Linked DNA regions of Mus musculus: region 1 is linked to region 2. A link is a loop called in an ENCODE intact Hi-C map of the cell type or tissue named here. Cell type or tissue: gastrocnemius. All regions are shown on one strand. Each heading gives the region's core, and the rest is flanking DNA. Links, peaks and the distances in the headings are about the cores only.

The links. Peaks named below come from ENCODE experiments on the same cell type or tissue, not always from the same donor. Only the 100,000 strongest peaks of a DNase experiment are listed, where the experiment ranks them.
Region 1: it touches region 2 in a loop (11-fold over the local background); 1 of 42 quality-filtered maps calls a loop at or near these places.

Annotation. Positions count from the first base shown.
Region 1 is chr5:100,794,790-100,802,642 of GRCm38, reverse strand. It overlaps Helq (helicase, POLQ-like), which reads left to right and starts at 4,043. Exons shown (of 18, transcript NM_001081107.1): 1 at 4,043-4,349; 2 at 5,581-6,289. The coding sequence starts at 4,170. It overlaps Mrps18c (mitochondrial ribosomal protein S18C), which reads right to left and starts at 3,884. Exons shown (of 6, transcript NM_026826.1): 1 at 3,783-3,884; 2 at 3,030-3,091; 3 at 652-735. The coding sequence starts at 3,873. In gastrocnemius, for the core only: no CTCF peak of the experiment used is centred there; a DNase peak (open chromatin) is centred at 4,013; H3K4me3 peaks cover 2,131 bases; H3K27ac peaks cover 1,311 bases.
Region 2 is chr5:100,514,202-100,522,054 of GRCm38, reverse strand. Cops4 (COP9 signalosome subunit 4) reads right to left here and starts at 3,746. Exons shown (of 10, transcript NM_012001.2): 1 at 3,505-3,746. The coding sequence starts at 3,578. In gastrocnemius, for the core only: a CTCF peak has its summit at 3,670; DNase peaks (open chromatin) are centred at 2,941, 3,730 and 4,232; H3K4me3 peaks cover 2,062 bases; H3K27ac peaks cover 1,693 bases.

The DNA.
Region 1 (7,853 bases), core at 1,796-5,795, 280 kb before region 2:
AGGCTCTACTTAGGTACTATGGCTCTACCCACAATTATTGCTACACTGTAGTTTTTATAATTTGTTGCATTTTCTCCTTCAAAAGTGGCTGTCATCTTACACTACTGTGAAAACACTTAACTGTAATATTATATCATTCACTTTCCCTATATTTATTACTTTGTTTGTTTTGTTTGAGATGAGGTTTCTCTGTGTAATCCTGGCTGTCCTGGAACTCACTATGTAGACCAGGCTGGCCTCGAACTTAAAGATCTGCCTCCTTCTGCTTCTCTAGTGCTGGGATTAAAGGAGTGCACTGCCATTGCCCAGCTAAACTTGCTGTTTCTAATTTGCTGAAAGCTTCCGGAGAAATAGTACTTAAAGGAATGGTATATGGTAGTGAGCTGAAAAGGTCAAGTTCCCAAGAGGAGCTTTTCCCAAAACACACACGTCTGTCATGTGCAGTGAGTTTCTGGGCAGAAACAGAGCAAAAGGAGAAATGCTAACCCAAATACTAGTGAGCTAAGGGGAGTAGGGCCTCACACTGACGAGCTAACATAGGAAGGTAGAACAAGATTTGACACCTTGAAATTGCTGAATCCATCCTACATAAAACCTGCTGGCATGACAGTCCTCTGAGCAGACTCCTAGTCAAGCATCACCAGTGCTCACCTGCACATTCTTGTAATCTACACGTTTCTCACACAAGACACACTTCTTAAGAGGCTCCTTGTAGGGGTTCTCCATTGGGACTGGCTAGGATAAAAGGACAGTCTCAGGATGAACTGTGTTAAGACTTAATCAGAAAAGTTAAAGCTACAGCTACAGTTATACTTTTTTTTTTAATACAAGTTCTTTATTTTGTGTAAATCTGGCTAAAGAGAGATTGCCACATTAAATATTCTGCCTTGAAGCAGAAAAGGACTTCCAAGATAAGTCAGTTGATAAAAGAGTTCTTGCTCAAATGCTGCGTTTCAATTGCATATAATCAAAGAACCTTAGTTCAATTTAAAGTTAATTAATTTAAATTTTATTTCAAGAAAATTGCTTGGTATAAACATAATTTTATCATTCGTTTTCTTTTAGATTAATTTATTAAAAGTATACATGTGCTAAGTCATTTATCCATACACAAATTTTCTGCCAGGTGTTTTTCACCATTTCACTTTATAAATAGACAATGTTTCATGGTTTAGTGCAATAAAAAAGGTTTGTTACCATCACCTTCTAGGGTGTTATGAGAGTCTGTGTGGGCCCTTGTGCATTTTCTCACCTTACTGTTCCTGACACAGTGCCTCCCTCTAACTATGAGAACAGTAGTCACCAATATAGTGACATTTAAAGTTTTGGTGAGCATACGAACAGGATTGTGTGAGATTATGTGTATGTGTACATATGTGTGTATGTGCACGTGTGCGCCTCTGTGTGTGTGTGTGTAATTATGCTTTGTTCTTATTTAGTCTCTACTGCTCTCAACCACCCTGCCTTTCTCTCTCTCTCTCTCTCTTGCTGGTTTCCTTCTTCATTCCCAATAATACCCCTTTCTGCTCTTGAACTAACTCAACATATATATTCCATTAACCTCTTTTGTCCCCCTGCCCTTTCCATCTCTTTTCTCACCACAATCCCTTTTTTTTTTTTAAAGATTTATTTATTTATTATATGTAAGTACACTGTAGCTGTCTTCAGACACTCCAGAAGAGGGCGTCAGATCTCGTTACGAATGGTTGTGAGCCACCATGTGGTTGCTGGGATTTGAACTCCGGACCTTTGGAAGAGCAGTCGGGTACGCTTACCCACTGAGCCATCTCACCAGCCCCACAATCCCTTTTCTATGTCCCTGTTTTCTGTTTTTTTGAATGAGTATGTGTGTGTTTCTTTCTTGTGTTTCTTGAAATAGGGTCTCACTATGTAGCTCCGCTGTCCTACAACTCTCCATGTAGCACATGGTGATCTCAAACTCCCCATCCTTCTACGCCGGCCTCCCAAATGCTTTAATTACATGTTGTACCAACGCATTCTGGCACAGGGTCTTAATTTAGAAATGGCTTTGATATCTATAGTTTTCCTTAATTGTGATAAAGGAGTATGACTGGGTGACCGAATTTTTCTGTGGGAAAGAAACAGAATTTTCATTAGTCACATGACCTAAAAAAGGAAATGTAAATTTCCTTTATTTTAAAGTATGATGCATGAATTAGATGACTAAGGTGGAGTCGCATGTGTTTAGACAACTGCTTTGGTATCTAACATAATCTTTTAAGATTTTGGGTTTTTACACTTGATTTTAGCCAAAAGACACAACAGTGATTGGTTTTGTTGTAGTCCAGGATGTATCCAACTCACAAGCTCCTCTTGCCTCAGAGCTTCCTAAGTGCTGTCACAGTACGTGTATACCACCATATCTAGCTTGCCTTGAATATAAGCTGTATTCCTTCTCAGCTCCAGCTAAATTCTCGTGTGCTGTGATTAGGCTCCCACATCCCTGTTCACACTTGAAACCCATAAAAATACACCTATAGTTAAGAAGCAACTAGTTGAATGTCTTACTGTAAAACTTGAATTTGGATCTTTTATCAAGGTAGCCTGTCAGGTTTCTATTACCTACAATTATCCTACCCACCGAAGCTATATTTAGATATTCTCAAATCATGTATCCTTATATTTAATATCTATGAAGAAGAATACATTACAGACTGAATCTAGGAATTCTCTACAAAACACAAGTGACTATAGTCAATAAAAGATAACCATTATTTTGTCCTATAATTGAATTCCAAATATTAAAAATTAGGCTGAATTTGGAAATGAATTAGTAATATGGGGGGAGGGGGACCTGGGGCTGGATAGGTGTCAGTGGTTAAAAGTACTCCCTAATGTTACTAAGTACAGGGTTTGAATCCCAGCACCCACACCCAGTGGCTCACGACCACCTCGTTCCAGCTCCAGGAGAATCCAATGCCCTCTTCTGGCTTCCACAACTCCCCTCCCCCACATACATACAAATAATAAAATAATGTCTTCTTTAAAAAAAGAAAACGAAATCTTACCAGGTCCTCATTGCTGGTTACCTGTTCAAACTGTGAAAAACATCGTCTCCAAATCACAGAAACTAAAGAGAAAATGGCGACAACACAATTGTTTTCATTCGCTGCATATCTAACCAAGATTTACGTTTTTAAAGATGCTAGATAATCAAAGGGCACAATATCAAACATTCTTTTCAATGATTAGTTAGCAACCTGTTAGATTTGGGACATAATAGGACTCAAAATGAGCGGTTCCAAAGGCTTTGGATAAAGGACATATATACTTCCTCTCCTATAAATTCTTTCTCATTTCTACAGTTACGGATTGAAATTCAAATATGTACAGAAACAACAGAATGGTACTGTCATTCCAAAGGAGAAATAAAAAGATTCAAGACATTGACAAAGAAGCATAAAACAAACAAACAAAAAAAGAGTTGACTACACCTTGGAGACAGGAGCCTAGATAGCATAACTGTTTCCTGAGAGGCTTCGTCCAAGCAGCGGATGGAAACAGATGCAAGAGAACCACAGCCAACAAGTGTCCAGAAAGTCTTATTGAGGAGTCGGGGCGATAGGTTTTTGTAAAGTGAATAAGTAACGGGGTAAAGTGGTTGACTACACCTCAAAGTCCTCTTCAGCTCTAGGAAACTAGTCTACGATGACTCGAGCCTCCCACTTATCTCAAACCTAGTTCTATTGAAATAGTCATTTTGCTAACGGCGAGGACCCCACCGACAATCAGCGGCTATAATGCTATGCCGGACGTTTTACCTGCTTGAGTTCCGCGATCCGTGAAGCAGCCAGCCGCGGTTGTCAAATTCTTCCTCCCTATACCACTGCACAGAGCAACCAGAGCGGCCATGGTTCTCCGCCCTTCCTCTTCCTTTCTATTTCCCTAAGCGCCCCGACAGGTCCTTTCTGGTGCTCTTCCCCTGTCTGCCCGGGATTCGACGCAAAGGTTCCGGCGCGAACGCGGCCCGGGTTTCAATGCACTGCACCTTTATCTTCCCGCGCTTCCCGGGCCGGAAGTCACGTGACCCGGGGCTGCGCTGCTGAGGGATGGAAAGCTGATGCTGGGTCACCTGCTGTCTCCAGAACGGCGCCACCGGCTCCGGGCTGCACCCAGGGCGGCTGTCGCAGGGACTCTGGGCCGTTGTCATGGAGGACGGCTGTCCCCGCATCCGCCGGCGGGTGTCTGTCCGCAAAAGGAACCGCGGCAACCTGGAGAACCTCCGTGCCTCCCCGACCCCGGCCGAGCTCCAGCCTGCCGAGGACACGGAGGACGAAGCTGCAGCCGGGAGCCGCCGCCGGAAAACCGGGAGCCCGGAGCACGCCCAGGTACAGCCCTGCTGAGTCCCCGCATCCCCGTTGACTCGCCCGGTCCTGTCATCCCAGGGGCTGCGGTGGCAACCGCGTGTCCCGCCCCGGGCACGGCTGCGCGGGAGGTGAAACCGCCTTCTTCCCAGGTGCACATCATGAGTAGCCTTAGCTCGCTCTCTCACCTTTGTTATCCTTTTATCTCCATCACTTGGGAGACACTGCTTAAACCCCCGACTTCTAGGTAGATGTCAAACCTACATGCTCCTTCCATCCCCTGTCATAAAAAGTATTCACGGGGCAATTAACTGGCTTGACAGAGAGAAAGCTAGCCTTCCAAATGGCTCGGCTCTACTTTACTGATAAAACATTTTTATTGATGACCCATTAATTGCTAGTTACGTTATTAAACTAGCCATATTATGTAGACTTTTACAACGGTAAGTGAGTCCAGGGAAGTTGAGAGACTAAAGTTGTGACTCAATAAATAATTATCACCTCCCAGTTTACATCTCTGTTCTGTAAGCCACCATACATGAGTGTGCACATGACTGTCTCAATTCCAAGTTCAGAACAGAATTTCATTGTAGTGTCTAGTGGAACATTGTAGTGTCTAATGGCACAATCATGATTTTGTAGCAGACCAGCTTCTACGTTAGTGCCTGGGCCGGAATTACCACAGTTATCAGAAGCATCTATTGAATCTTGGAGAGAGTTACTGTTCTTTCATTCTTAAGTGCTTTAGCATAGGTTTAAGAATTAAAATGCCAAAGACTGGGCGGTTAGGTTCAGCAGCGGAGCCTGGGGCAGGCCCTGGGCTCACATGGCAGCACCAGAATAAATAATTTAGAATTCCAGTATCACCCCTTGGGGGATGTATCTGAGTTGACAGAATGTTTGCTTAGAATGCCCAACACCCTGGGTTTGATCCCAACACCTCCTAAAACCAGGCATGGTGAGGCATTCAGGAAACAGGCAGGAGGATCAGGAGTGTGTAGCCTCAGTAAGGTGAGATCCTGTTCTGACTTTTAAAAAAATGTTTCTTAGCATCCTGATATCCCATAATAAGCCAGCAGTACTGTTTAGGCAAGTCAGAGCAACTCTCTGGACTTGTTTCTTTTGTTTGGTGATGATAATATGTATTCAGAGGATAATTTGCATATAGTGATATCATTGGGATAGTCCTTTGCTGGGACATTTGTTTTTTTAAAATGAGGATGGAATTCATGTATGTATCTTTGTTTCCTTACAGGAAAATGACAGCGAAGAGGACATGTTTGGTGACTATGACAGCTTTACAGAAAGTTCCTTCTTAGCTCACGTTGATGACCTGGAACAGAGATATATGCAACTGCCTGAATGTGGGGACCGTGATGCAGACTCTGGCACCAAAGACCTTTGTTCAGCAGGCCTCAAAAACAACCTCAGAGTTACTACTGTAATCAACCTCACTGACCCGGAAACTAGTGAGCACGGCCAGAAGCAGAGTCACCTAGATGTCCCTGCTGAACCAGAACCTGGAAGCGATCTTTCGTTTGATGTGCCTTCTTCTCAAATTTTATACTTTGAAAATCCGCAGAACTCACCAGAAGCTTTGGGCGATCCGTGCACTAAGAAGACAAATGGGGACCCACAGAAGTCATCACATGAAGAGTTGGTCTCCAGCCACACAGAGCAACCCGAGCCAAATAATGACTTCTCTAACGTCAGAGCTGCTTCAGAGTCAAGCAGGAGAAAAAGTCTGAAAGACCATCTGAAAAGTACCATGGCTGGGAATGCCAGGGCCCAGACCCCAGCATTTCCCAGGAGTAAACACCTCAGAGAGGCGCTCCTGTCTGAGGAGATCAGCGTCGCCAAGAAAGCCATTGAGTCACCGTCAGATGATCTTGGTCCTTTTTATTCGCTACCCAGCAAAGTGAGAGATCTTTACGTTCAATTGAAAGGAATCAAAAAGCTATATGGTAATGCTTTGTATAAAAAGGAAACCAAATTTATAGTTCAAATAGTATTAGAGTATTAAACCAAATCAGTGGAAGCAGGTGATTCCCTGGTTCCGTCTCTGATCTCGAATGAGCAAGAGTATCAGTTGCGTTAACCCTGCATCCCTCTCGTGGACTTCTTTCCTTCCTTGTGTATTGTCCTTCTCAGGGTAGGTATCTGGCTTTGTCTTCAGTCCATTCACTCCTGTGCCCTTGTGTAAGTGACTAAGACTAAGGAGCTTGAGCACTGACATGCGTCCAGAGCAGCTACGTGTCCTACCGTTTTCAACCCCTTCACACTCTGCTTCTGACCTTCCTCTGATTCGTTTTTATTGTTTCTTTGGCATTTAGAGTTGTGGCAATTCCTTTGAATGCTCAGAATCTTAAGTGAAAGAAGTTGGTAATAGCAGTTAAAATTAAAATGCATTTAAAGACAGCTAAGATGTAAGTGCAGAAAAGACTACAGTAGGGGCTGGAGAGTTGGCTTAGTCGTTACGAGCACTGGCTGCTCTTCCAAAGGACCAGGGTTCAGTTCCCAGAACCTACACGGCAGCTCACAACTGCCTGTGACTCCAGTTCCAGGAGATCTGACACCATCTCTCACACATACAAGCAAGAAGAACACCAGTGCACATAAGACAAAAATAATTTTTTTAAGAAGACAGCAGTAATAATAATTATGTGATGTTTTTCAAAAGCCCCGTGTCCTTGCATATATTTCAGATAGACCATGGTAAACAAGGGCACAGCAGCTGCCATACTAGGAGATCAGTCCATCAGCCGTCACTGGAAGCTTCCTTGGGAGAACTTTTGAAGTATTTGAAGACGTGGATTGTCAGGAGACAGTCAGGTTGAAGTAGAAAGATAGGAAACAAAAGACTACCTTCAGCCAGTAAGAATCTAGACATTCTAGATGTCTCAGCAACTAAGGACTTAGGACTATCTGGTTCCCAGCACCCACACGGTGGCTTACGGCATCTGTAACTCCAGCTCCAGGGGAATCTGAGTCCCTCTTCAGACCTCTGGGACTAGACATGTACTGTCCGCATAAACACAAAATCCAAGAAATTCTAAATTGTGAGGCACATGGCTTGTGAGCAAACAGTCTTGTGCTGGGTAGTGTGCAGCCCCACAGTCCTTGCCCTCAGGAGGTGGAGGTCAGACGATCAGGACTTCAAGGTCATTCTCAGCTACATAGCAAGTTCAAGGCCAGCCTGGGCTACATGAGACCCTGTCTCAATAATACTCAAAGAACCTTTTGTTACTCTAAGTACAGGCTAACTTTCTTCCCTCTGCCCTTCCACTGGCTGCTTTGTTGAGTCTCAGTCTGCTGCCAGAGGGATTCCTTGAGGGTAGGATTTTAGGCCTCTCCTATTTTGTTTGGCTTTTGGAGTCTATAGGTAGTTTGTGGTATCTGACGTTGAACCCATGACATGAAAGGTACTCTGCCGCTGAACTACATACCTAGCCTTCCTGTTTTGAAACAGGATCTCATAGCACAGGCTTGTCCCAAACCAATGCTCTTTCTACATCTATGTCCCAAATA
Region 2 (7,853 bases), core at 1,230-5,229:
TGTGCTCGCCTGAGTGTGCGCATGAGGAGCAGGTTTCCAGGAGGTCGCATCTGAATCAAATGTTGAAGAACCAAGCAGGCTCGCCAACTAAGTCAGCCAGGCTGTCACAACAATCACCTTCGCAGGCTCCTTCTCCAGTCTCTCTTCCTCTTCTCAAAGTCTGGGGGCTTTTTGTTCTGAGTTTTGGATTTTTTGAGATAGGGTCTCTTTATATAGCCTGGCTGCCCTGGAACTCAAAGAGACCGACCTGCTTCCAACTCACAAGTACTGGAATCAAAGGCCTTCACCTGGCTTCTAGAACTTTTCTTGAAAAAAAAAATGTAATTACTTTTATGTGTATGTGTTGTCTGCATGTGTGTCTGTGCACCACGGGTTTGTCTGGTGCCCTCAGAGGTCAGAAAAGAGCATTGGATCCCATGGAACTGGAATTATAAATGGTTGAGAGCCACCATGTGAATGCTGGGAACTGAACCCAGGTCCTCAGGAAGAACAGTCAGTGCTCCTACTAGCCAGGCTATTGCTCCAGTCTGCTCTTCTAAACTTTGTAAGAGATTAAAAAAAACAAAACAAAAAAACAAGAAAAACCCAACCCACATATAATATATATCATATATAAAAAGCAGTCTATATCTGCAACAACAACCACAACAAAATGCTATTTATATGGCTAGTTTCTTATACTAACTTTAGCTAATCAGAAAGCATGTCTAAATGAGCTTTTAAGAAGAGAGGTAGCCGGGCGGTGGTGGCGCACGCCTTTAATCCCAGCACTTGGGAGGCAGAGGCAGGCGGATTTCTGAGTTTGAGGCCAGCCTGGTCTACAAAGTGAGCTCCAGGACAGCCAGGGCTATACAGAGAAACACTGTCTCGAAAAACCAAAAAAAAAAAAAAAAGAAGAAGAAGAAGAAGAAGAAGAAGAGGAGGAGGAGGAGGAGGAGAAGGAGGAGGAGGAGGGGAGGCAATATGATCTGGATGGTTAAAAGTGAGCTTTTGAAAAAAACCTGGGTTCAAATAGACGTCATGCCCCCAACCCTAGCCCTTGGCTTGTCACTGATTTAACCAACAATTCTTGAACACTACACTGCATGGAACAGAAAGTGTCAGCATTAGAAATCTTGTACTCTATAATTTCTTAAAGTGAGAGCCTTTGTTTCTCAGTTCCCAACATAAAAACCATAAACGAACAGATGAGTTGACATATGTACATCATAAAGTATGTGGCTGGCAGAACTGTGTTGTTATGAAAGTAAATTCTGACACATTCTTACCAGATAGTACTAGGTAAATACCTAAAGGGAAGGCCAAGAATATCCTCAGAAAAAAAGCACTGAAGCCTGGAGATGGCTCAGTGGTTAACAGAATGCTTGCTGCTTTTCCAGAGGACCTGAGTTCAATTCCCAGCATCCACCCAGGTGGCTCAGCACCACCTGTAACTCCAGGTTCAGGGGGATGCACTCCCTCTTTGAACACCCATAGGCATTTGCACACACGGCACACATACACATAAATAAAAATAATAAGCTAATTCTTAAGAAAGAAAGCAATGTTGAGAGGGTGCCAACTAACACTGCATGGGCTATCCATTATCAAGCAAAGTATTTCATTTCCTCTTAAGGAAATCCACTTGGTAGGCTGGCACTCCACCCTCCATTCATATTCCTGCAAAATACCACTTTGCTTCTAAAGAGTTAGTGATATATTCCATTTCCTTTCCCCTGGAATCTGGACTGGTCTCGCTACTTGCTTTCATTGGTATTACAGAACTGATGTGAGACTTGTCAGACTAGCCTTATGCCTTACAGCTTCCACTCTCACCCTGTTAGAACACTCTGATGCAGGAAGTCCCAGAAAAAAAAGCCAAAGCTAAACCATGTAGTGAGAATAAAAGATCCAGCCAACTGCCAGGTATCTATCTACACGTGGCCAGCCCTAGTGCATCTGCTAGCCAAATTAATCTGCGTAACTGAACCAGGTAAGATCAAGAAAACAGGCCAGGCAACATACAGAATCCCGGGGTGGGGGGTGGGGGGTGTCACTTTTATATTACTCAATTGTGTACTTATTTAGCTACAACAGGCAAAAGAAACACCCTATTGGAGACATGCTACTGTTCATTTCTAATTCCGGGCTAGAGAGATAAATAGTAATGAAGTTCCACAAGATTTTCAAGTTCTAACACCTGCATCTTAGCTGATAATTAATGAACTTACATTTTCTGTAATAAAGAGAGAAAAAAACAAAGGAAATATAAGGGAATACATAAGCTAGTTTGACTTCTATCCAAAGCTATAAAAGTATTAATACATGGAAAAACAACCAAACGATGAAGACATAAATGAACTATTTCCAACCCCTGGAATAAGTCGTATGTACTTACTGACTGCTTCATAACAACATTATGACATTTTCCAGATACCAGGGACTGTGCTCAGTTATTGAAGTGTAATTAGTACATAGACACATGCTCATTTTGAAATCAGATAAGACTAAGCCTCACGATTACCCTTCCATTTTTTTAAAGCGGAAAAATAAAGAATGATGTAGTTAAGCCCAGGTTATACAACTAAATTTCCCACTAATAAGGTAGACTGTACTTTCTACACAGAAAAGCCCAGCACAGCGGCCACACAACACACACACCATTTCAATGTGCAGGTTTGAGCAAGAATATTTCATTAATTAGATCAACATGCCCTCAGCTGTGAGGTGTAAATGTTAGGGCCAATTGAAGGCATACTTTCATTAGAAGGCAAAACTGTGAAAAATCTACACAAAGAAGACTACAGCTGTTCAACAACTGCTTGAGGGGACTGAAACATGTCCCAATTTTTGACCTGTCGTGGCTCTAAGCACCCTAAGGTTTCGACAAAATTCCTTAGCAGACCCTGGAAATATCACTGTTCTAGACATCCTGAGCCCGAGGACATTCTGCCTGTGTTCTCTTCTCCAGAGTTGGTGACAGACTGCGAGTATCCAGAACATAAGGACCCACACACGCTATGAACTGAGAGAAGTTCTGGACCACATGACAGCATCCATACCTCCTCTGCCCCTATCAATCCTGGAAAGCCATCTCTTCGAAATAAAAGTCTGCATCAAAGTCCAGAATATAAATTTACCTCCAACACGGCGAAGGCAGGGGCGGCAGCGAACCGAAGTCAAACTCGGTGTGTCGGGCTCGCCGAAGAGACTCTAAGGAAGGCGCCCACCGCCGGGCGAGCCGTCATCTTTCTTACCTCGCTTCCAGAAGCCAAAAGAACCCGCAGAGGGCGTTATCAAGGACTTAAGAAGCTGGCAGCCACCTGGGGTCCTGGGACGGTCAGGACCCCAGCATACCGTCCCTACAGCTTTCTGTTGCTCCCAACATTTACCGCCACAGCCGAGTTCAGGCCCGCCCCCCTGAGTCAGGCCTAGCTCGAGCCTCACGCCCCGGAGCGCCCGTCGCCTCTGGGAAGATAAACTTGCGGCTTCCTTCCTACCTCTGTACTCCTAAGAAATACTCACTTGCCCGCCAGATCTTTATGAGAGCCGCTTGAATTCATGAGCTGGGCCAAATCCTGTCGCACGGCAGCCGCCATCTTTCCTCCAGCTCAGCCACGGCTGCGGGACCTCTCGCTGCCAAGAAGAAAACGAGCGTGGTCCTCCAGGAGGCGGGCAGAGGGGACGCGAGGTGCCATAGAGCAGCGTCTCTGTGGGCCAGAGCGCCGGATAGGGGAGCAGGAATTAGCTCCGCCCTCCGAGTTGAGTGACACCAGACTCCTCTCCTCCGGTTTGAGGACCGCCCAGGTCTCCCGAGAGACGCAGGCGCTCACGCTCCGACCTGGGATTGGCTGAAGAACTTGAGGGCGTGTACTTTGTGCAACTTCAGTAAAGGCCCGGCAAGTCAAAGGACGACGTTTTCCCTAAGTTCCGGGACTGATTATTATCGTTCTCCGCTCCGTTCTTTAAGGCATCACTTAAACGACCTATGTAAAGAGTTACTTCCAATTCACTATAGTCCAACACTGAAGAAAAAAGAAACAAAAACCAACCAACACACACACACGGAATGTCAATTCCAAAGATAAGAGGAAAAATACAACAGACCCAAATCATCATTTTACAACAAATTACAACAAGCAATCCATGAAAGCAAGCTTTTTTATTCGTGTACACAAGCTGCCTTCCCCTAAGGTGGAGTTCAGTAGGTCAGCCCTGGATTCAAGGAAGACAAGGTGTTTATAGCTCAGGGGTAAGGGGTTCCATATCGGAGATTTGGCGGGCAAACTAGGCGGCGAGCAAAACAAGGTAACACAACAGGTAGCCATAACAAGGTAGTCATAGGTGGTCATGGAACCTATGCAGCAGATAAGGCTCCAAGGTGGTTATAAACCACTTCTTGAAGCAAAGACATGACTTCTATTCCTGGAACAGGCAGTGCAGAACATTTTGTAGTTAAGGTTACAGGTGGAGAATAGCCCAATGTCTGACAAACAAAGGTTTAGTCATAAACAAGAAAGAACCTAGTTTGTCTGGAACAGAGGTTTAATGGTAAACAGAAAGGAACCTAATCTGTCTTTACTATATAAGATGGCTTTTAAGTCTGAAATGGAGACAGGCTGGTTCTTCAGATCATTTACCTGGGAAAGAGTATACCACGATCAAGAATATGCTCCTCCCACGATGAGTCACTGGCATCTAAGTGTGCCGATGTCTGCGTTTTTTCCACTTGGGAGGAAACTCAACTGCACAGTTTATGATCATAGTGGACTGCTTTTGGCACATTCCCCTTATAAACAAATAAATAGCTAGGTTTCATGGTGGTCACCGTAATACTAGCACTCCAGAAGTGGAGGCTAGGGAATCAGGAGTTCAAGTCTATACCCCTGATCCTATCGACTTGGAAGCCAGCTGGGATTACTAGAGACCCTGTCCCACAAAGCTCTAAGATGTAATACAGATTAATGTGCACACACACACACATACACATATACCTTTGGACTATATATGTGCATTCCTTGATACACCCTGTATCTTTTTAAAGTGTTGGTTATACATACCACTTTGTTCAGACAATGCTGATTTTCATCTATTGTTCTGAAGTGATTAGTAATACTGCCCTTCAATTGAGAACCTGTTTCACGAGTGACAAGGTATGTGATCATCCTGCATTTACATGTGGTTACATTTCTTATTCATGTTTTCTTACAAAACTTCTTTCCAAAAATACAATCTGATAAATGCAAGGTTTTTGTATTCGCTTCCTTTCACAGAAAGTAACATGCCTTATTGTTCTCCTTTAGAGTTTTCTCTTTTTTTCTGGTGACCTAGTCATATAAGACATTATTATTTCTGTCATTATTTTTAAAGTAGCAAAGGTATGTTACAACATACAGGACATATGAAGAACGTTTTTTATAGAGCAGCCAATGGTGCAGTGAATGAACTTATATGTGCATGATTTAAGATGTGTGCAAGTAAAATACATTCCCCAAAGTGAGTCAGGATGCATACACATTTTTTGGCAGATATTCCCAAATCATCCTGAACAGGAGAATTCTAGTATTTTGTCTTCCAGTCAGATATATTTAGGATTGCAATTTCTTGCAGACTTACCTACAACAAATACTAACTTGAAGCATTTAGCCATCTTGGCATGTTACAAATGGCATGTTCTCTCTTTGGACATGAGCAAGGCAAACAAAGTAAAGTAGAGGTTATCCACACTGTTCAAATCACGTCCTTTTGGCAAGAATGCCTAACAGTGGTGAGCCCGGAAGCCCACTTTCCAATTGGGCAGCCTTTGTGTGCACAGAGCTTAATGGCATAGGCCTCTCAAGGCCTGCCTAAACAGCTTAGTGGGACCTGTGTGAGAATAGAAAGTATAAAAAAGGCTGGGGGTAAGAGGTGCTGGATAGATGACTCAGCGGTTAAGAGCACTGACTGCTCTTCCAGAGGTCCTAAGTTCAATTCCCAGCAACCACATGGTGGCTCACAACCATCTGTAATGGGATCTGGTGCCTTCTTCTGGTGTGTCTGAAGACAGATACAGTCTACTCATATAAATCAAATAAGTAAACCTTTTTTTAAGGCTGGGATACACATTGCACCTCATTTGCCTATTGTGTAGAGGTCCTGGACTAAATTTCTAGTCCAAGAGTGAGAGAGATGAATAAGAGGCAGGGGAGAGAGATGGATGCAGGGAATGAGGGATGATGGGAACCAGCAGTTTCTACCAAAACCCATCCATCTGACCACCTAAATATCTGTGTGCCTTCAGGGAAGGTAGATTAGCTGCCTTCCCTGAGGAAGAAAGTTCAGCTTCCCATTCAGTGTTGCCAAAAATAAAATCACAACAACTTAAAGATCTTCAGTTGGATATACTTTTTCTTTTAGAATCAGACACTTCTCAAAATAAAGTAAATGTTCCAGAGGGAGGGACGAAGTTATATAGGCAGAAAAACAGGACTGGAACAAGGAACAGTGGGTGTGACACAGAAGCTCATGCCTGTGGTTCCAGAACTTAGGTGGTTGGGGCAAGGGGAGTGTAAGACTGTCTTAGGGTTTTACTGCTGTGAACAGACACCATGACCAAGCCAAGTCTTATAAGGCCAACATTTAGTTGAGGCTGGATTACAGGTTCAGAGATTCAGTCCATTATCATCAAGGCAGGAGCATGGCAGCGTCCAGGCAGGCATGGTGCAGGAGCCACTGAGAGTTCTACATCTTTATCGGAAGGCCACTGGGAGAAGACTGGCTTCCAGGCAGCTAGGATGAAGATCTTAAAGCCAGCGCTCACAGTGACACAACCACTCCAACAAGGCCACACCTTCTAATAGCACCATTCCCTGGTCTGAGCATAAACAAACCATCACAAAGGCCATCTTGGACTATGCATCCTGGACCATCTGGAATTCCAGACCAGTCTGGGACACAGAGAGGGACCCTGTTGTCAAAAGGAAAGGAAAGATGGTTTGTCTGTTCAGTTCTTTTCTTTGTCAGATAGAACAAAAAACTAATTTGGTTACTTTAGGTTAATTTGGGATTTTGTTTCATCTTGTTTTTTGTTTGTTTGGTTGGTTGGTTGGTTGATTTTGAAAGTATGAAGCACCAAAGGAACTTCATCAGTGTGCTGCTCACTGAAACAGCTTCTTTGGGAAAAAAAAAGCCTCTTTCATCTTTGCTTCTCTGAAGGTGAAATAAATAGCTTGATGGTATAAGTTACCATGAGTCATACCAGTTTACAATTATAGTCTGGTCTTTCAGGGCAGGAGTGAGAGCTTGGTCTGAAGCAATGGGCTCCCGTAATTTTATTTGACACCTTTACATCAGCTCAAAATTCAGAATGTTCAAAAACAAAACAACACAAAGCCTCTTGAGGGACTGGAGAGATGGCTTGGTGGTTAAGAGCACTTGCTGCTCTTGCTGAGGACCTGGGTTCAATTTCCAGCATCCATATGGTAGCTCACAACTTCCTGAACCTCTTCGTCCAGGGAATTCGATACCATCCTCTGGCCTGCTGGGCTCCCCCACAGAAGGAGTGCACACACACAGCAATGCACTCAAGCAGACACACATACACATGAAATAAAAATACTAAGTCTTTCAAAAGCAATTGTTAAAATACAGCATGCAGGGTGGGGGAGATAGTTCAGTGCGTAAAGAGAAGGAGGAGTTTGGGTGTCTGGTACCCGTATAAATGACAAGTAGGTTCTGAGGGCTCACTGGCCAACCAGTCTAGCTGAAAGAGCAAGTGTCCAGTTCCGTGAAAATAGTGTGGAGACAGATGTAGGAAAGCTGTCCGTGTGTGCACGCATGGAGAAGTGCACATTCACACACTGGTATAAAAGAACAACCACAGCAACACTCTCAAG